2 separate regions of the Homo sapiens genome follow, and region 2 is linked to region 1. Evidence: chromatin loops called from intact Hi-C (ENCODE). Cell type or tissue: IMR-90. All regions are shown on one strand. Links, peaks and the distances in the headings refer to the core of each region. The heading gives the core; the rest is flanking DNA.

What was found. Hi-C counts contacts between places; a loop is a spot of excess contacts. Peaks named below come from ENCODE experiments on the same cell type or tissue, not always from the same donor. Only the 100,000 strongest peaks of a DNase experiment are listed, where the experiment ranks them.
Region 2: a loop joins it to region 1, with 21 times the contacts of the local background. A loop is called at or near these places in 2 of 110 quality-filtered maps.

What each region holds. Positions count from the first base shown.
Region 1 is chr7:29,100,631-29,111,805 of GRCh38, forward strand. The region is part of intron 3 of CPVL (carboxypeptidase vitellogenic like); the gene reads right to left. Among named protein-coding and RNA genes, the nearest start is that of CPVL-AS1, 26 kb to the left of the region's middle. In IMR-90, for the core only: CTCF peaks have their summits at 2,122 (motif pointing left) and 5,947 (motif pointing left); a DNase peak (open chromatin) is centred at 5,941; H3K27me3 peaks cover 719 bases.
Region 2 is chr7:28,292,802-28,303,976 of GRCh38, forward strand. It overlaps a transcript of CREB5 not described here. Among named protein-coding and RNA genes, the nearest start is that of CREB5, 110 kb to the right of the region's middle. RefSeq lists an enhancer at 1-906. In IMR-90, for the core only: CTCF peaks have their summits at 4,292 (motif pointing right) and 6,271 (motif pointing right); a DNase peak (open chromatin) is centred at 6,300; H3K27me3 peaks cover 143 bases.

The sequences.
Region 1 (11,175 bases), core at 2,091-10,090:
ACCTCAGTGCCAAATATCTTTATTATGCAACTTTGAAGCACAGGACACTGCATTCTTGGAATGCTTAAATAACAAGATCTGTGTACACACCTCCAGCCTCAGCTGACCTTGCTCCTGATTTACTTTCCTGGAGGAGGTGAATGAGGCTCAATAACCCTGGAAGAAGCCTGTTTTTAAAGAAAAGCCCACACATACATCTTTCTACTTTGATGGGCCAACCAACCTGTGAACTAATGTCACCCTTATCTGTAATAAAACATAAAAGTCAGATCTGGAAAATAAAAGTATATGTGTTCAATGCCAAAACCCCAAGAGTCAGTTGTGTCACAGCATGCAGACTTTTGTAATATAATATGGCATCAAATGTCATGATATGCAGTATAATATTAATTATGTCCACAGTAATGGCATGAGGTTATTATGTGACAATCCTTAGGGTGATATATTCAGCTGTCAATTGTGAGAATGCAGCCTTTAGCCAACTCTCAACTTTGGAAAGAATAAAAGACTTCCTGAACAAAACCACATTGCAATACTTAAGACCGAATGAAGAAATGACCACTTTAGTTCATTTACAGCATTACAAAATTCAGGAATTTAAAAACATTTACCATATTGAAGTTGTAATTCAAGAGTGTATGAAGCAAGACAATTAATGCATTTATTTTTTTCAAAAGCTTTAAAATGTGGCTGGGCGCGGTGGCTCATGCCTATAATCCCAGCACTTTGGGAGGCTGAGGCGGGTGGATCACGAGGTCAGGAGATCGAAACCATCCTTGCTAACACGGTGAAACCCCGTCTCTAAATACAAAAAATTAGCTGGGCGTGGTGGCGGGCGCCTGTAGTCCCAGTTACTTGGGAGGCTGAGGCAGAAGAATGGCGTGAACCCGGGAGGCGGAGCTTGCAGTGAGCCAAAATAGCGCCACTGCACTCCAGCCTGGGCGACAGAGCGAGACTCCGTCTCAAAACAAAAAAAGCTTTAAAATTTTTCTTAAAACTTTTTCTATTATAAAAACAGTACTTATTCTTAACTAAAGGTTTTTTTTTTTCTTCAGTGAAGGTATTTTTAACAGCCCCTCTTCCCCGACAAATTCTACTTCCTAGAGATGATCATGGAGATGCTTATGTTTACCCTTCCAGATTTTTCTCTATGGTCCTCCTCTACACATACACATATAGACATATCCTATAGCTATTATATATGCAATATACATACACACGTTTTTTTTCCAAAAATAGAACCAGGCTATACTCTATATATGCTTATTCACTTAACAATATGTTGTGAAGATCTCTTTATATCAATACATATCATTATTTTGCTCAACAGTATGCACTCTACGAATTTACCACAATGTATTAATTCATTTAACATACAACGCCAACTACTCACAGGGATTGTCTAAGGCTGTGGATGCAGACCAACTCCTACCCATGAGCAGGCAGAATACTTTATAGTTACGAGCATGGATTCTGGAGCCAGAATGCCAAGGTTTGAATTCCAGCTATGCTATTTTGTAGCTCTGTGACCTTGGGCAAGTTACTTAACTCCTCTGTGTTTCAGCGTCCTCTGATTGAAAATATGGATACTATTAATGTCTGTCTCCTAAGGTTTTCATGCAGTTTTAGAGTCGATATATGCACAGCACTGAGAACAGTGCCTGGCACATCTATTTAAGTGTCAGCTCTGATGATTTTTCTGCTGGTGTGGGAAGACAGTAAACAAGCAACTAAATAAATGAGTGATATGAAAGAGGAATGGAGAGACACTAGATTAAGTACTTAAAGAAGGCCTCTGGTGGTAGGGTAACATTTGAGCTGAGATCTAAAATATGAGTAATTCCCTCATACTACATATTTAAGAAGAAAATAAAACCTCTACTAATGACTTAAAGGTCAAAGTCCTGCAGCAAGAACTGATGATTAAAAGGGAACGGACAAAAAAGTTCTAAATATTAAAGAAAGAACAAAGGAATCCTAAATACTTAAGTGAGAAGTCTCCCTAGCAACAGAAGAGGGTCGGCCCGCGGGTCCCACAAACCTGGGCCCTTTATTGGAGCACAAGAAGCAACTATGGCTTTGCCTCAGAAGCCCTTTCGATTCTTCTGGCGACCCCTGGTGACCAACCCATGAACTTGGACACTCTTTCCTCAGGGTTTCTTCCAGAAGGAACGGCCCAGAAAGAGAGAAGTTATCTATTCTGCCAGAATCTCTACAAAAAGGAATTTCACAATTTCTCACATTAGCAAATTCCATTGCTTATTCACAATGATGATGAAAAATCTACTCCATGTCTTAATGGAATGTCATTCAAAGAAAGTGAAACTCATTGAAACAAAACTAGTACTAAATCCTGTCTGCCCTATTGTTCCCCAGATTGATATACCCTCCCTGGACAGCATCACCTTTGCCCTGAGTCTTCCTTTCCACCCTCATCTTCCATCAGCCCTTATCCCCCAGGCCCTCCTTTGCATCAGAGAGAAAGAGAGAATAGAGATAACCTTCTGCTCAGACCATATGCCTATCACTGAAACAGTAAGTTAATATACTGGGGGGGGGGGGGGGGTGCTAAAAACTTGCCAATTTCAGTACTTTTAAGAAACATAATTGTTGTTTTGTTTTTTTTTTTTTTTGAGATGGAGGCTTGCTCTGTCGCCCATGCTGGAGTGCAATAGCGTGATCTCAGTTCACTGCAACCTCCACCTCCCAGGTTCAAGTGATTATCCTGCCTCAGCCTCCTGAGTAGCTGGGATTAGAGGTGTGCACCACCATGCTCAGCTATTTTTTTTTTTTTTTGTATTTTTAGTAGAGATGGGGTTTCACCATGTTGGTGAGGCTGGTCTCGAACTCTTAACCTCATGATCTGCCTGCCTCGGCCTCCCAAAGTGCTGGGATTACAGGCATGAGCCACCACACCCAGCCTCATGATTGTGTTTTATAAGAGGACTTTATTGGAGTGACCCTTGGAAATTTTAGGAATCTCAACAAGTGTTAGGGCAACATTTTGGACCGGAAAGTCACTTAAAGTAGACAGGCATCTGCCAATCTTCAGGACTGGTTACATATCCCTAGCACCCCTTTCTTCCTATCTCCAATAAGGAATGCCACGCTTGGTTAGAGAAAACAGCAACTAAACCACTAACAGATCCAAATCAATGGCACTGCTTAAGATGAGAAGTGCAATTAGTAAATTAATTAAGGCCCTCTTCACACTTCTATATGCAGAGGCTGATCATTTGCTTGGTTTAAGTAATGTGTTCTACCTTAATTGAAGTCATTAGTACCCCAAGTAAATGTCTTTAAATTCCCACAAGTATGTTTAAATGGACTCCCATTTTGCCATACAGATCCCAGTTCAGCTAATACTTTAGCTGCTACACTAATGGTATTAATCAAGGCAGAGCTTTTTATTTAAAGCAATTAATTTTGTGACTAGAATTGTTAAATAGGTACATAACATTTTAATTCTACACACACACACTCAACACATACACACAAGTTGCTAAAGACATTCATGTTTTTCAAAGAAATTTTATTTCAAGTGGTTGGTGTTGACTACTCACCAAATCTTCCTTTACTATGACTGCTGCCATGGCACCATCATACAGAAAATTAATTTTTTCAAAATCTTTTTTGTTTTTTGTTTTTGAGATGGAGTCTCACTCTTGTTACCCAGGCTGGAGTGCAATGGCACGACTTGGCTCACTGCAACCTCCACCTTCCCAGTGCAAGCGATTCTCCTGCCTCAGCCTCTGGAGTGGCTGGGATTACAGGTACCTGCCACAGCCCCTGGCTAATTTTTGTATTTTTATTAGAGACGGGGTTGCACCATGTTGGCCAGGCTGGTCTCGAACTTCTGACCTCAAGTGATCCACCTGCTTTGGCCTCCCAACGTACTGGGATTATAGGCATGAGCCACTGCACCCAGCCTCAAAATCTTTTTTTGTTTTGAGGCCTTCTTGCATCATTCCGAAGCTCCTGACTCTCATCAAGTTTTGGCTTGTCTCATTGATTTGTACCAGCTTACACCCCATTAGAATCCTAACTTTCTCCTTCCTAACCTTTCTACCTGGCTCATTCCTTCATGAGATAGTTATGGCTATTCTCTTTGTGCCTCCTGCCAGAAAGTTATACTTTATAAGGAATAGGGAAGTGGGCGGATGCAGGGAGGTGTGGAGAAGACACCTTACTTTCCCTTCTTGATGCAAAAGTTAGTTACTTTCTCTCTATGTTATTTCATTTCCACAAAGGAAATCAGGCATGCAAAAGTTTCTGCAGAGTGTTCAAATATACCTATACCTATGGGTGGTGATCTATAACATCACCTTAAGCTACTTTCTTTTTATTTTGTCTCTGACACCCTCTATTCTTCTATATCTCTGATGCCATTAAGTACGTAGCAAAGAGAAGATAAATAGAGTCAGTTTGAAGAAGACAATTATCTGTGATCTCCAAATCTTTGTTGCACTGCTGGTGGATTTGTATCCACCTGTGTTAGATACATTTTGAGATATATTTTAATAAATCTGTCCAGTCCATGTCCCCTTCTCTAAGAAATGAGTCTCCATTCATCCATGGCTAGCCTGCTAGCCATGTTTATATCATGGCTAATACCCAGCACCTTCAGTCTCAGCTGACTGGACCAAGGAAGAAGACGTGATCCAGACTGTGGCAGCCATGGGTGCTAGTTAATCTCTGCTGGCTACATGATGCAAGGACAGGTAAACTTGGAAATGAAAGGTTGGCCATACTTGGCCGAGTGCCTGGAGAAGCAAAGCATGTTGATCTGTCAAGGGAGAAGAATGAAGCACAGATGAGGGAATCCTGTGGTCTCAGACAGAATAGGGCTGAGACAGAAAGACTGACTGCCTTTCCTCCCGAGGCTTTTCTATTACTCGTTCCTTAGGCCAGACCACATGTCCAGCCCTTGGTGTCTCAGGGCTGGAGAAAGATTTAGAATGGTACCTGCATCAGTTAAGGCCCAATCAGAAGTCAAAAACCACAGAGTCATTTTAATTTTTTATTTAATTTATTTTTTTACTTGGAAACATTCACCTTTAATTCTGTTACAAGTTCCAGTGTTTACTCTGGCCCCAGCCAGCCATGGGTATCACAGACACCCTTGGGCAAAAGTGAAGATGAAACACCAGAGGGGCCTGTTCTCCCACAGCCACATCCTCAGTGTTGGCCAAAGACCAGAATGCTGGGTAGGCTTCCTATGTCCACTAAGGAACAAGGAAATGTTAATACCTAGAAGTATTCATTATTACAGAGAACTAAACATACATATACAAAGAGAATTCCAAAGAATGCCCTGGGCTAGGGAGAGTGCTCACAGATGGACAAGCCCATAAGTTAGGGAGGGGACCCTTCCCAAGGCTGCTGTCCAGACCTCGGTGGAGAAGGTATGGTTGCAGCCTTCTGAGTAGCTGAGAAGTTCACTGAGTACCCTGGTCCAAAGCTGGTCAACCATCCTTGGGTAAATAGGAACAGGTGGGCTGTGACTGGCAGGTGGACACAGAGAGACTCAGGAGGCTGGGAGCCTGCTTGCCTGAAAGGTTGCACACAGCCTGGAGCACACGGTGTCCACACTGGGAGGGACAAGGGAACGACCCTCTGGGGTGCAAATGGCCAAGGCTAGTGAGAGGGCTGCAGAGAGAGCAGGGCTGTAGGGAGCCTGCTCACCGGCAAGGCCTAGGGTATATTGTGTTCATACTGGGAGGGCCACAGCCAGGTGATCACCTGGACAGAGCCAGGGATATCATCTTGCTAAGAGTCTTGGTGGTCTGGGTGCATAGCTAAGGCAGAGTGTCACTGGATGTCCCCACCCCCCACCTCAACACACTGCTGACAGACTAGGCAGTGGGGCCAAGAAAAAGCCAAAGGCAGGACATAGGCACAGAAAGAGAAGACAAATTCCTCCTGCAATGTCTCTCCAGCACCCTCTACTGACAAAGCTTAATATTGTGCTTGCTGCAAAGGAGAAATGCTGAGAGCTCTACTATGGCAGAACAGGGAAGAGGGTAGAATTGGAGCTGAGAGGCAAAAAAAAACAAAAATTAAAAGTAGCTCGCATAGTAATCCCCACTCCTTATGTCCTCATCCTTCCCCCAGGCAGGGAGTATATGCTAGTTGTCACAAGATCTCACAGCCACAGCCTAGAAGTACAAGACAAGAAGCTATGTTAGTTATCTAATGCCGCACAACATCTCTCCAAAACTTAATGGCTTAAGACAACAATAATAATTTTTGATCTCTCGGGATTCCTGTGGGTCAGAAATTTGAGGGTGTCTGGCTGGGCAGTTCTGGCACAGGGTCTCCCATAAACTGTGGTCAAGGAATCAGCCAGAGCTGCAGTCATCAGAAGGATTGACTGGTACTAGATGAACCTCTTCCAAGGTTGGTACCCACTGGAGGGTGGAGGCCTCACTTCCTCTCCACAGAGGCTCAGCCATGGGGCTGTTTGAGTGCCCTCCCAACATGGCATCCTTTCCTCAGACTGAAAGATTCAAGAGACCAAGGCACAAGTAATATTGCCCTTTATAAGGTAGCCGTGGAAGTCAAACATCATCATTTCTGCTAGCATGTTGGTCACAAAGCCAGCCTTGATTCAGTATGGGAGGGGACTGCCCAAGGGCACATACACCAAGGGATGAATGAAGAGCACTGGGAACTAGCCTGAAGGCTGGCTACCACACAGGCCACACGTTCAAGGGCTCCTTCATTCAATCCACATCCTGATTTGGAGTTACTGGATATTTTTATACTTAACTATAGAACCACAGAATGTAATGCTGGGATGGAGCCTTAGCAATCCACTAGGTTTAACATCTTTATTTCTAAATGAGAGAACTGAGGCCCAGAGAATACGAATGCCATCTCCCAAGTTATACAGCCGGGAATCGCAGACTTGGAATTAGAATCCCTGTATCCAAACCTCTAGATCTCTTTTCCCAAATTCCAGCCCATTGACTGGCTGCACTGGGACCACTGTGGAGCACATTACAAACACTGATCCCTGGGCCCTCTCCAGATCTGCAGAATCAGAATCTCTGCTGGGTGCAGCTAGACAATGAGCTGGGAGATCTGTCATATTTCCAAAGCTCTCCAGGTATTTCTGGTGAGCAGTAGCACATTTGGGAATTCCTGTCCTCTTCCACATTAACTGTGTTACTGGAGAAGTTCAGATGTGCAGATGAGGGAGTGTACATGGCACCATGCTGAAGTATGGTGGGGCCTGATTCCACGCCTTCACCCCCAGGAAGGGCTGTTCTGTTGGCTTCCAGGCACCTCTGGGACATGCTCTTCTACTGCCAGAGAGAACGCCTTTTGTTTTGGACCAGGAGCATTAGAGCGGTTCATTTTCTCTCCAATTGACTGCTGATTGTGCTATCTGATCATCCTAGTATCTGATTCAGCAGGGCCCAGCCTGCAGGATCCTGAGAGGGAGCCCTTCCTGTAGGTTGCCCCAGCACCTCACGGGCCTCAGCAGTGTAATCCTGATCTTTCATAGACACTAGATTCTCAAATCCAGGAATCTGGGCCTTTCCTCTTGGCCTGAGGATCAAGGTGGGGTCCTCCGTGAAGGGGCCTAGGCCTGACTCTAAATGCCCCAGGTTTTGGCTCCATGGCATTTGAGGTAACTGATCTGCAGGTTTTGGCTAAATGTGTCCAATGAATTATCTATGTTCCTACATCTATAAGGCAAAGTCCAATACTAGCTATTTTTTTTCCAATGAGAAGGATGCTGACTTTAAAGAGTAATAATCTCTATGTCTTTTTTATCTTCTTCAGTGCAAAAAAATCCCAATTTCACTTAGTAATTTCCTGACCTGGTAGCAATTAATCCACCTTGATGGCTGGGGTTCAGGTCCTTCTAATTTACAATTTCCCTCTATTTGCTGTCATCTGTAACCTCTCAAATTGTGACTGGTTTAGTTCTTGACATTATTTGTGTTAATAATTTTAAAAGTAATAATAACCATAATAATCGTAATCATAATGAAATAATGACAATAGCAACTATAGTTACTATGTTTTAGGTGCCACTCTAATGCTTTCCCTTATTATCTCTTCTGTCTCAAAACCATTGCCAAGTAGGTATTTTGGTCCCCATTTTAAAATGAGGAAACCAGTGCTCAGAGACACTAAGAAATTCCCCAAGGTCACCTTTAGCTTAAGCAGCGAAGCCAAGATTTCTATCCAAGCCTGACTTACCGAAGAGACTGTAGTCTTGGCCACTATACTCAAGTGCCTTCCATGACTCGTTTTCTCTGGATCTAACACATGACGGCCAAGCTCAAGGATTTCCACATCGGAGGCCTAATTTTATATTCCAGTTCTGCCAATTTCTAGTTGAGTAACTTGGGGCTGATTATTTAATCTCTTCATCTATAAAATGAGGATAACAATTCCTTCCTCATGGGGTTCAGGTAAGGATTAGATAAGAAAATGCACAGTGCCTAGCACATAGTCAGTGTTCAATTACCAGCAGCTATAACTGCTACATTTCTGCTAGTTTCCTTATACTTTTTATCCCATGCAAAATGCCTACTCCTTTCTCTTGCAGGTTGTATTCCCACTGCACACCAATTTCAAGTTCTGGAATTTATTCTGCACTGATTTGTATACAATAACAGGGCAGTCTCACAGCAATAACAGGAAAACAAAACTAATTTAAGAAACAGCATCCCCCCAAAAAATACTCAGAGGATATGACAAGTGTGCCATCCTTCCTGGATCTCTTATTTTCTCTACCTTCAGTTTTTTAAAGGGGTCATTTCTCCCCTGGTGACAATATCAGCTGCTTCCCTATGACAGACAATGAACTAATATCTCTGCCAAATGTGTCTCAGTGACCACTGCTTCTTCTTGTCACACCTGCTTTATCTCCTTCACCCAAACTGGTGTGACTCCATAATTTATAGCCAGAAGCCTCAGATATCTGGCTCTGCATGTGGGCTTCCTGGTAAGAGGTTCTTGGAACAATCTATCTTGGCTGCCACATGGTGGTACCCATCTGTGGGTACCGTTTTTTCATCTCTGCCCCTCTTCTCCCGAAGCTTCATCTATCACTCTCACCAGAACACCATGTACACTTAAAGACATTCTTTCCCGTTGTGTCTCCTGGGATCATCTTAGGTTGTGTTTATGGCTACAGTACTGGACTCAAAAGAACATAACCTGGTCAGGGGATGCACAGCTAGGTTTTCATTTAATTAAGGGGAAAAAGCAAAAACCAACAGTCCAGTCATTGTTTAATGAAGGGGGTTTTCAGACTTCAGTCTGGCAACCAGTAGAGCATGCAAACTAAATTCCTTTCCATGAACAGGTTTACGGTGCCAAAGCACCACCTACATTCTAGACATAGCTGTTCACCTGCCCAGAGGCAACCTGAGAAAGAAAAAAACTGGGTTTTTGCTTTGTTTCCATCTGATCTCTTCTCTCACCCTTAGTTCCTGTTTTTACAAATCTGGATCATTACCAAAGAAGACTCAACATTCAGAGGGTAACAAGGAACTGACTGGTGTCAAAAACAAGTAACAAAGCAGAAGGGAAAGTAAGGAATTGGAGTTCTCCAGCTAGAGTGGGGGAGGAGGACTAGAGTGGAAAGAAGATGGGGAAGCAGTCCTAACAGTTCTTAGAGAATCCGCAAGCTGGATTAGGGAAGCCAACCTCCACAGGCTGCACAGGTCTCTTCACTCCCCTCATTTCAACCCTCAACATGGGAAACACATCACCTCTGTCTGGGTTTGGCTGCTGTAGGCATTTCTTTCTGGTAAAAGGCGTGTTGGTCACTTTTCAGCCAGGAGCTTCAGGCAGAGGGTAGTGGCCCATAGGCTGGAGTGGTTTCACAGAGAATGGTTCACTTGGTAATTCTGCAACCTGCTGGCTTCTGCCAATTTACAAGTCAGAATCTCTGGGGGAAGTCAGAGAATTCTTGTATGCAATAACATGTGAGAATCCCTGAGAGAAAACATATCGAGACTCAATAATCTAGGCAAATGTTCAAGTATCCATTTTGTACAGAATAATAACTCCCTAAAGATGTTAGTGTCTTAATTCCTAGAATATGTTAGGTTAGAGGGCAAAAGAGAATTCAGGTTGCAGATGGAATTAAAGTTGCTAATCAACTGGCCTTAAAATAGGGAGATTATCCTGGATTATCCAGGTGGCCCAAATGTCATCATAAGAGTCCTTTTAGAAGACAGAGGTAGAAGACAAGAGTCAGAGAAGGAAACATGACCATGGAGATTATGTGCTGTGAGAAGGACTCAGGCTGCCTTTGCAGGCTTTGAAGCTGGAGGAAGGGACCATAAGCCAAGGAATGCGAGCAGCCTCTAGACACTGCAAGAGGCAAGAAAAGAGATTCTCCCTTAGAGCCTCCAGAAGTACCACAACCCTACTGGTCCTTGATTTCAGCCCAGGGAGACCTGTGTCAGACTTCTAATCTGCAGAATTGTGAAATAAAATGTGCGTTGTTTTAAGACATTAAGTTTGTGGCAATTTGTTATAGCAGCAAGAGAAAACTAATATAAAGAAGTTACTGCAGATAAATGACTGCATTCAATGACATCAATAGATATGATATAAAAAATGCACACATACAGAATATTTCTGAAAGGCATAAAGTTTAAGAGACTGGGAAGGCCTATTATCACTCTCCTCCATCCCGCTCTGTGCCCTGTTAGGCAGACCCCTATGGGCTAGACCACCCGATTCCACCTGGCTCCCAGTTGGGCTCTACCTATGGGAGGCACCAAGCAAGACACTGGAGGGTGCTCAGGCTCCAGTGCTGACCTTGCACTTGTATGACCCTCAGGGTGAGTGTCTCCTTGCATTGCAAGCTCTAGGCATCTCACTTGCCTCACTCAACACAACACTGACGAAGAAATAAGAAGCCCTCTCTAGGGGCCAAGAAAGCCTTCCAGAAAAGACGACAGGCTGACGGCTACTGTGAGCCCAACGACAAAGGATCTGGAATTTTTCACCATTTCTTACATGCCCCAACCTGACCACATCCCACCACAGGCTGCTTTGGGGTGAACTATGTCAGAGGCCATGTAGTTGAGAGAGCAGGAAAGAAAAGTCAAGAAAATATAACTCAATAGTACCAGGAGAAACAACGTAACTTGAAAACCACCCTGGACCAAGCAATTTACTCAGTTACTACAG
Region 2 (11,175 bases), core at 1,651-9,650, 810 kb before region 1:
CAACAGAGGGGGAAATGTAGGCGGCATTATTCCCAGCATGTAGAAGCTCTGTCTGAGATTCTTAGTATTGCAGGGTACATTTACTTTTGCTAATGATCCCTGAAGCTGACTGGTTTCAATCGTGTGATTCGAGCAAAGCACAGACACTCTGATTTGCAATAACGATGCCGTGAAATCAATATCGAAAAACCTTGGGCTATATGAAACTGCTGCTACTCAGTGAATCATACTAGGCAATATTTCCTGAAAGATAATGGGTTTCAAAACCAAACATAAATCTTCAGTGACAGGTTGGCTATTTGTCATGTTTTCTGGTGGTGGAATTACAGCAGCTTCAATAAAATCCATTTGGTGGTTGGGTTTTAGATTAATATCTGATACAATCATGGTCTTAGGGCCACAAGAAGTAAAGCTTAGAGGGAGGGAAGCAAGTTTGCAATTATTGTAGGGTTCTAGTACCCCTTGTGCCAAATGTTGGCACAGAAATTGCTCAAAAATTACAAAAAAGCAATACAATGTGGGACTTTGAATACTAAGCACTGTAAAGTGATACTATATTCTTGAAATAGTAAACATGTCTTCCATATGTGGCTAAGTGTGCCCAAGACTGCCAACTGTAATGCAAAGCAAATTGATTTGCAACTGTTTTGTTCTCAACACTTTAACTCCTGGCTTTCCATTTGACTCCTTGACACAAAATAATTAACTCTACATTTTTCTTGACTTAGCAGAAATATTTTCCCCATGACAAGGAAAATGAAATTGATTTTCTGATTAAATGACTTCAGTTAGTCCTTCTGAGTTAATATTGCTTCCCTGTGACCGATGAGTCAGCAACATTTATTGAACCCCCACTGGGCAAAAAGTATTTACAAGGTGTTACATGAATCTATAAGAACAATAACTTTCTGGCCTTCCTAACCCATCCATGTTTGGAATTAAGCAGCTATTTCTGTCTAGATGCCAGGTTGACACCTAATTCTCTCAATATTGTGGAGAAAGGGAAGGTTGTCTTGACAACAGTGTGGAAAAAATCAACTTGAAAAATTTATTTAACCCAAAACTGTAGTCTTAGCAATTGAATGTGGATGCCAGTTCTCTTGGTAATTTAGGCCAGTATCAGGATGGATACCTCTTTTTAAAACAATGAATAAAATGATAGGTAACATAGTCACAGGTTACAAAAACTAGGAAAGTACAAAGGATACACAGTAAAAATCCTCCATCCCATCCCAGTCCCTCAGGTGCCATTCCAGTCCCCATAGGTGTCCACGGTCCCCAGTTTTCTTTTATGTCCTTCCAGAGATATGAAATGCATAAACAAGCAAAAACATAAAGAATATTTGTTTTTTATTTTATTTTAATATGAATAGTGACATACTATATACATGTGCTTTCCAAATAATAATATTTATTGGAGATTCTTTTATAGCAGCACAAAGAGAAATGTTCCTGTTCTTTTTAATGATCCCCTAGTATTCCATTGCATAGATGTACCATGATTTATTTAACTTGTTCTCTATGGTTGGATTTGTTTCCTGCCTTGATTTTTACAAGCAAAGTGCAATGGATAACTTTGCATAAATGTCACCTTTCTTATACACTAGCATAGCGACAGGGGAATAAATTACTAGAATTGAGATCACTGAGTCAAAAGGTATGCAACATGTATTTAGCGGATAAATGGAAAGATGAATGCATGGATGAATGGAGGCTGACTTGATGTAGATGATTTAGTGTCATTTTAATTTACATCTCTCTTATCAAAAGTATACTTGAGGCCGGGTGCCGTGTTCATGCCTGTAATCCCAGCATGTTGGGAAGCCAAGGTAGGCAGGTCACTTGAGGTCAGGAGTTCGAGATCAGCCTGGCCAAAATAGTGAAACCCCATTTCTACTAAAAATACAAAAATTAGTTGGGCGCGATGGCATGCACTGTAATCCCAGCTACTTGGGAGGCTGAGGCAGGAGAATTGCTTGAACCCGGGAGGTGGAGGTTGCAGTGAGCCGAGATCACGCCACTGCACTCCAGCCTAGGCAACAGAGTGAGACTCCATTTCAAGAAAAAAAGTATACTTGAACATTGTGTCATGTTTCATGTCTTCATGGGTGGCAGTTTCCCTAAAAATTACAAATGGAACTATCATATGATCCAGCAATTCCAATTCTGGATATATTCATACATTTTCAATTTTGATAAACACTGACAGGTTGCCCTCCACAGGGGCTGTATTAATTTATTTTTCCACCAACAAGGTATGAGAATGCCTATTTCTTCATATCCACCCTAACATAGCATGTAATAACATAGCATGTTAAAGGTATGTCAGCCATGGTTGGGTGCAGTGGCTCATGCCTAAAATCCCAGCATTTTGGGAGGCTGAGGTGGGTGGATCACCTGAGGTTAGGAGTTCGAGACCAACCTGACCAACAAGATGAAACCCCGTCTGTACTAAAAATACAAAAATTAGCCAGGTGTGGTGGCAGGCACCTGTAGTCGCGGCTACTTGGGAGGCTGAGATGGAAGAATTGCTTGAACCTGGGAGGTGGAGGTTGGAATGAGCCGAGATTGTGCCACTGCACTCCAGCCTGGGCAACAGAGCGAGACTCTGTCTCAAAAAAAAAAAAAAAAAAAGTATGACAGCCTTTTTTGACTTTTGCTAATCTGAAAGTGGAAAATTGTATCTTAATGCTTTCGCAGTGTTGGGAGAAGGCAGATCAGGGGCTGGATCTAGATAGAATCCAGGTCTACTGTCTTCTAGTCCAGAACTCTTCCCTCCAGAGTCTCATACAGAAGTCACAAACAACACACAGTAGGCATGCAACGTATGTTTACTGGATAAATAAAGAGGTGGATGCATGGATGGAGGATGATTTGATGTAGATGGAATGGTTAGTGTCATTTTAACTTATATCTCTCAAGTATACTTGAACATTGTGTCATGTTTCATGTCTTCGTGTATGGCAGTTCCCCTAAAAATTAAAAGTAGAATTACCCTATGATCCAGCCATTCCAATTCTGGGTACATACCCAAAATATTTAAGGCTTATAAAGACTTGAACAACTATTTGTGCACCCATGTTCATAGCACCATTATTTCAATAGCCAAAAGGTGAAGGCAACCCAAGTATTGATCAACGAATGAATGAATAAACAAAATGTATATCCACACAAGGGAATATTATTTCGTCTTAAAAAATGGGAAGTCTGACACATACTATAACATGGATGAGCCTTGAAGACATGCTAAGTGAAATAAACCAGTCACAAAAAGAAAATATTGTATGATTTCACTTTCCAGAAGTACCTGGAGTAATCAAATTCATAGAGATGTAGAGACAGGCTGCGGAATGGGAGGATTGGAAGTTAATGTTAATGGGTATGGAGTTTCTGTTTGGGAAGATGAATGATTTTTGTGATTGTTGTGTGGGTTCCACAACACTGTCAGTGTGCTTAATGCCACTGAACTGTACACCTAAAATGGTTAAAGTGGTAAGTTTTGTATTATATATATTTTATAACAACAAAAAGTGGGGATATTGAGTTCTAACAAATATCTTTTCAGCATCTATAAAAAGGATCATGAATTTTCTCTTTTGCTGCAACTATATGATGAATTAAATCAACAGATCACCTAATATTGAGTCTTTCTTGGCATTTCACAAAATAACCTCAACCAGGTTATGGTTTAATTATTTTAAAATGCTGTTGGGTTCTTTTTACTAATACTATATTCAGGATTTTAAAAAATTGAAGCCCATAAATGAGATTGTTTTGTTTTTCTTTTGTTTTCTCTTCCTTCTTTCCTTCCTTCTTCCCTTCTCTCTTTCTCACCCTCCCTTCTTCTCTCCCTTTTTTCTCTCCTTCCTTCCTTTTGTGCTATGTCTTCTATTTTTCTCCTGAGTCTCTCCTTAATAGCTACAGTATTTTTCTCTGACTCAGCTACACCATTGCCAGAATATTCCAGCTATATTTCTACTTAGTCACAAAATTCTGAATGTTTTATCCTGTTGATAAATTATTTCTATTTTGAATAAAAAATACATCCTAAGGAGAGACTGTGAGCTTTTCAAATGATGTTGCTATTTGAGAAATTAGATGACAGTGTTTTGAATCATATTAACATATTTCACGAGCATTTGTTGGTCACCTTCTATGGGCCAGTGACTAAATTAGATGTGGGGAATAAAAATATGGCTGAGATAAGACTTTTGTTTGGTGGAGACAGAGGAGTAAACAAGCAATTGCTGTGCTGTAAGATAAGGGCTATGAAAGAAGCATGTTCAAGGTGCACAGTAGGGGGCGCCTGGGGGCCTCAGGGAAGACTTCCTAGCTGAATCCTCCACCTCAAATCTTGTTTCTTATAGTATATGCTTCTTCACCTAAACTCAGAATTGGCACGTAGCCTCATGTCTGGTAAAATCTCCCTCTTCTACTTATCCAAGGGTTGTCCCAAGATCCAAAATACTTCTGGTGACTGTTTGTACCTTCTTTGGATTCATAGACTTCTCTGGAGATAAGCCTCCAGAAAGTGGCCTGCCCAAGGACACACAGACAGTAAGTGGTAGAGTCAATGAAGGACTGATTTACTGTCAAAAAACAAATGTGCTAGGTTCCCATTGTGTGCTGAGAACAGGCTCTGGGGATGACAATGGAGAAACTGGAGCGGAGCCCTTCTGAGAAGGACTTCAAGATCCTCAGGAAATAGCCAGACCTGATGGTGTGGGCCTCTAGTCCCAGCTACTCTGGAGGCTGAGGCAGGAGGATCACTTGAACCCAGGATTTGGAGGCTGGGACTATACCACATCACTGCAGTCCAGTCTTGGTGACAGAAACAGACCCTGTCTCAAAAAAATAAAATAAAATAAAAAAATAAAAAAAAATTCAAGAAGTAACAAAGGTCTTTGCACTACTTACCTAGTGCCAATCTGGGTAATTGTGTTTGTTCAGTCTTTGTCTTTCTGCTAGGACTGCCAACAAAAGTATCAACGCTTGCTAAGTGGGCCAATGTTGTGTTCATGTCATTTTCTTAGGTTTAAGCTTGCTCTCTCTGCATTTGTGCCAGGGAAGATTTGCAGCTCCTATCACTTTAAAATGTCCCCTGGAGTTACATTTTGTTAGATCTTGAGCTCCAGCAAGATTCTCTGCCAAACTTAGTACAGTCTTGGGGCCTCTTGAGTTGTGGAAGCCGGAGGTGCGCCATCTGCTTACTTTAAAATCACAGTGAATGCTGTATGGAACTGGTTATTTTCAGTTCCTTTTTTTTTATTTCCGAATTTTATTTAAATTTCAGGGGTACATGTGCAGGATGTGCAGGTTTGTTACATAGGTAAACGAGTGCCATGGTGGTTTGCCACACAGATCATCCCATCACCTAGGTATTAAGCCCAGCATCTATTAGCAATTCTTCCTGATGCTCTCCCTCCTCCCCACCCACCTTCCTACAGGCCCCAGTGTGTGTTGTTCCTCTATTTTCAGTTTCTATATAACTTTCTGTTCCTTAGACATTTGTTTCTTGGAACCTACATCTATAAGAAGCTTAGCTATATTTCATATTGAGTATTTTTCCCATGAGTGGAAATTCTAAATTGAAAAAAAATCAACTAATCCTACACACAATTCTGTAACAGTGTAGTCTAGGTAAAATGCAATACTAGAATGCCATTCAAATTCTTTACCCGAGAATTAGCTGCAATAGCCAGAAACTAATGTGGCTTTTCAAATATTTAGGTTTAGCGTAATTATAAATGTACATAACTAATGATTCATGAACTCTCAAATTATACATCTGCGTTTGATTTTATGTTGAAGTGTTTTTAAATCCTCAGAAAATGATGTTACCAAATGTTTCTGGCTCACTAAATGTTCTATTTAAAAAAATTCTTAATCAAAGGCAAAGACTCATCCGGCACCTTCATATAAAATTTGATGAGTGGGAGATACATTTCTTGTAATGTAAATGTAAATGCATCCGGCTGAAGGAATTCAGAGACAATCTTCTGGAATCTTAAACACAATTAATAACCCACCAAGATGATGATCACTGGTGTTTTATATTCCTTCTGAGAAAGGCTATAAGACAAAGCATGGATTGACTGAAGATGGAAATACATGTGACAAAGTCACAGTGTGAATGGACAGGTTAGGTCCCCCATCCCATCATCGTCACTGTCTTACCTGACTGCTTACTGCTTATCATCCTGACGGTGCAGGATTCTTCCTTGGCCAGAGAGGATTTTGCTGGAGTCAGAAATTCAACCAACCGTATTGCCACTGGGTGGCACAATTGGAAGTCTCTAAAGAGGTCTGGGCTTTAAAAGGGCCTCTCCCTCTGTCCGAAGGACTGGGATTTATAAATACTAAAGCTGCCGGCCATTGTGATTGCTTTTACTTTGGGACTGTTTATAAAAGTGAGGGAGTCTGTGGCCTTTCAAAGAGTGTGGATTTCACATTGGAAGCCTCTGTGTTGTTATTCTATAGGAAATTAACTGGAGTATTTTTTAAGTTTGTCTTATTTTTGATCTGATGAATCCAAGGAGTGGAGCAAGAGGCAGATTTTGGACACGGTTATGAGAATGACAGAAACTGCCTAAAGCATTTATGCTCTGGCATTCGTCCCTGTTTCTGGAGGTCCAGTAAGGTAGGCAACAGCCATGTGTAGCTATTTAAATTAAAATTAATTAAGATTGAATAAATTAAAAATTCAGACCCTCAGTCATACTAGCCACATTTCAGTTGCTCAACATGTGGCTACTAGCTACCATATTGTACAATACAGATATGGAACATTTCCCTCATTGCAGAAAGCTCTAGGCAAGGCTACTGATATTCTTTTGTTATTGTCCTCAAAAGAATAGACAAATACTGGATGTTTTTTGCTCATGCTACCTGAAAACCTTAGGAAGTGTTATTCACTAGCATTGATTGTGCAATGTGACCCAACAAACATTTATTTAACATTTACCCTATGTTAGATAGATATATTTTGCAATGCTGCAATGTTGTGTTACCAAAGTTTAGGAGCCAGGGCAAACTAATATACACATTGGATAATGTGTTTGATGGACATCAACATGGTCTTGAAATTGAATCTACATGTTGCGTATTGTAAGAATCAATCTATACCACTAAGATTTTGATAATTAAATGTAATTATTCAGTCAGTCCTAATTTCTCCGGATCCATTTTTGTGTAATGTGTTGCCCTTTTCATCCTGTTTTCCGTTTTGTTATTTATACTGCTTTTTAGCTTTATTTATTTATTTATTTATTTATTTATTTATTTATTTATTTATTTATTACTACCTTAGGTGTTTCATTTCACTCATACAGGGAGGGATGCTCACCTTGTCAAACTGTGACCCTCCATTACCCGTGCAAGGATTGCTTGAACTAGGCTTCTCACCTTCCTCATATGGTGCTAGTTCTCAAGTTTTGGCTCCCATTGAGAATATCACATTTACACACTGACTGAATGGGCTGTGAGAAGATAATTTGCTTGTCTAATATTTGTGTCAACATTCAGGAGTTTTGATTACATTTATATGCCGTCAAGGCAGCTTGGTGAAAAATGAAAATTTCAGGCAATTTTGTCCTTTTCTCAACAGAGCGTATGTCCATCTCCAGGTGGCTGGTGTTGGGTGGACAATAAACAGATTCAATTCTACAGTTATTGAACATGTCTATGTGCCATGCCCCTGTGCGTAGTACCTGTGGGGACAAAGGTGCATTCAAAACAGCCCATGCTTTTGAGGAGTTTTCATACTAGCAGTAAAAAAAATACACATTTAAACAAAAATCCCAGTGAACATTTCCTGTTGCCAAAACGTTTTGAAACCATGGATAGTCTGTGCCGAAACTGGTTGAGCATTAGTGTGTGTGATTTAATGTGATGAAACACATTTCACACGGAGTTAGGGAACTAATATGATTTTTTTATAGACTCATCTTTCTGTAGGACAGTGGTTATCAAACTTGGCTGCACATTAAACTCTCACGAAGGGCATTTTTTTAAAAATACTACTCTTCAGGGCCAACTCCTGAATAGTGGTTGTCAAAGTATGGTCCACAGACACACAAAACCTTGGAACTTGTCATAAATGCAGATTCTCAGGCCCTGGTCCAGACCCCTGACTCAGAGACTGGGTTTGGGGTCCACCAATCTGTGTGTTAACAACTCCTTCAGTGATTCAGATATTTAGAAATTTAAGAACCACTGCTCTAGAGACTGTGATTTAATTGGTTCACAGTAGGATCTACATTTTGATCTTTTTAAAGGCTCTTTTTAAAGGTGACTCTAATATGTAGACAGATTTGAGAACCACCGCTCTAACAGAAAAGTTGCTCAAGCTTACTTTTTGATTAGGAACTGTTCAGGTTGGTGTGACGTCAGAGAACCAGTTATTTCAGCTGTCCTTGGATTGTGGTCAACCTGTCTGGCAGGGATTTTCATGCGTTTCAAGTACATGAGGGGAAGAATCCACTCACTCTAGACTAGTGTGTGTGGGAGCAAACTTTAGTGTTGACCAAAACCCATTGGGAAATAATTCCTAAACTGAGGTAGACGAGTGCTACTCAAACACAAATGTTCATACAGATCACCTGGGGATCTTGTTATTATACATGCAGAGTCTGCCAAGGTAGGCCTGGGCTTGGCCCGAAAGTCTGAAAGTCTGCAATTCTAACAAACTCTGAGGTGCTGATGTTGTAAGCTCTGGAACTTTGAGCAGTGAGTTAGAAATTATGACTCAGGTCCAACCCCGGATATACTGAATAAGGATCTGCATTTTAATAAGATCCTTATTGTCTAAAGGGACTCTATATTCTAGAAAAAGAGAAAGCATTCTCATCTCTGGAAGACACAGCCTGGCTATGAATTTCTGTTGTCTGTATTGCCAGTCCTAATCTTAGAATTAATTGTAGCTTGTCTGATTCCAAATGTTTGTTCTGTTGTTTACAGGTTTGTTTTGTTTAGCTCAGAGGAGGAGGATGCACAAGGCATATTCATGTGACTGAGTTCCCGGGGTTACTAATGTGACAGAAACAATTGTTTAAAAAGAATTTCTTTGGATTTGATGTCTATTCTTAAAAAATTTCACCTTGAGACAAATTCTCTGGAGGTTTGCCAAATAGGAAAAGTGACTGAGTGAAGTCAGAGCTTTGATATCTGGAGAGGGTGTTTTAAATGGAAGCTACTTCAGAAAATAATAAGCAATTGGGTTGGAAATTGAAATTCGTTAAAATAGATAAACTCAGAGAATATTTGAGTGGCCTATGTGTCATCAGAAAAGTTAATTTCTTTCATAATAAATGTGGTATATTATTTAAGCTAAAAATAACAAAATGTGAAATTTCAGTATCCCTATATATCACATTAAAATATTAATTCTCTAATTTTAAAGCACCAAATAAATAGCTGCATCACATTAAGTATTTCATTAATAATTTGAGGGTTTTTTTGGACTGATTTTTGGTTTCTACTGAGAAGACATACCCATGTCAAATTAATTTCCAAACAAACATTTATGCAATTCTCTAGTGAATATTACATGTTAAAAATCTGCCTTAGTTCAAATGATTCACACATGTTAAAGCTGAAATTGACAATGGACTTTAATGTGTTTTTGTCATGTTTACTGTTTGGAAATCAAACTACATGGAACATAATTATCTAAATTGCAGGATTTTAATATGATGAATTCATAGGATTTAGAGCTGGAGGAGATATTAGATTTTGAATCCAATCCCTTCATTTTGTATGTGGGGAAGCTGAAAGCCAAAAAGTTTTCATGCCTCTTCCAAAGTCCCAGAAAGGAGGATTTAGGGTGTGATGTGCTGGGGCCAAAAGAGGCAGGCAAGGCCATGAACGTCCTGCTCAGGAGCTTGTGCACGCCCGCTTTCACCTTCCATGGAGAGCCAGCCCTCTCTCCAGCATGGAAAACAACCACTAAAACACCACCTTTAAAGACCAATGTGGAAAATTACTTTAGGAGAACAGAAAACCACATCTGTTTGGCTTTGGACCCACAAGAATTACATAAATCACCTCTTGTTTGCCCACCAATTATGGTGATTAAATTACTATAAAAATCAAACTTGAAAGAAAAGCAATGCTGTTCACAGAATGATGGCGGAATATAGGGTTGCTCTCCCATCACCCCTCACCAATATTTTTAAGAAAATTCAGAGCATAGGTCTATATTGCTAGTCCTAATCTTGGAATTAGTTGTAGCTTGGGAGGTGCTGGCAGGAGAATCGCTTGAACCTGGGAGGCAGAGGTTGCGGTGAGCCAAGATTGTGCCATTGCACTCCAGCCTGGGCAACAAGAGCAAAACTCCATCTCAAAAAAAAAAAAAAAAGAATTAGTTATAGCTTATCTAATTCCAAATGTTTGTACAATATATGTTTAGTAAGCAGACTACGATGAACCTTATTTATTTGGGTAAGTGCGATTGGTTCTGGACTGCCCCAATTCATAGGCATAATTTTTGAGGCCAGTTGAAAATTTGGGCCCTCACTTAAATGTTGGCACAGTTAACTAAGACCCAATAGAAAAACAAAGTAACATATGATTACATTTCATTTTACAAGATAAAAGCAATAAAACATTAAGAAATACTATAACAATAAATCAAGAGGGGGAAATTAGCCAGCCTTTATCTAGTTAACATTTGAGGATTTTAATGTAGAGAGGCTCTTACCTCTGGTTTTCTAACTTTGCCGATGTAAAAATACATGAACACCTAATAAATGCATATGTGCTTTTTGATTAGGTTGCTTCACACAAATATTTGCATGGTTGCTGAAGATGAACAGGAATTTTATATTGTGTTGGACCTTCTATGAGGCAGTAAAATAATAGGATTGATATAAATATCTAGTTTTGCCTCCCTGTGGCCAATTTCTTACTTTCTAAAACTTTATGGATACAATCCAAAATATACACATGTACATACATATTTAACTTAATGTTATTGCAGATAAGAATTTGAGAAATGTGGACCTGATTAATGTTAATGGGATTTTATAGTATTTTTTGCACAAGTGTTCAAAAATAAAATTTAAATATATGCAAAGAAAAACACACATTTAATTTACATTGGCAGTAAAAGTGGAATAAAATAAATATAGTTTTAGAATAAAAATCAGGCAACCTTGCTAATAAGAGAATAATAAA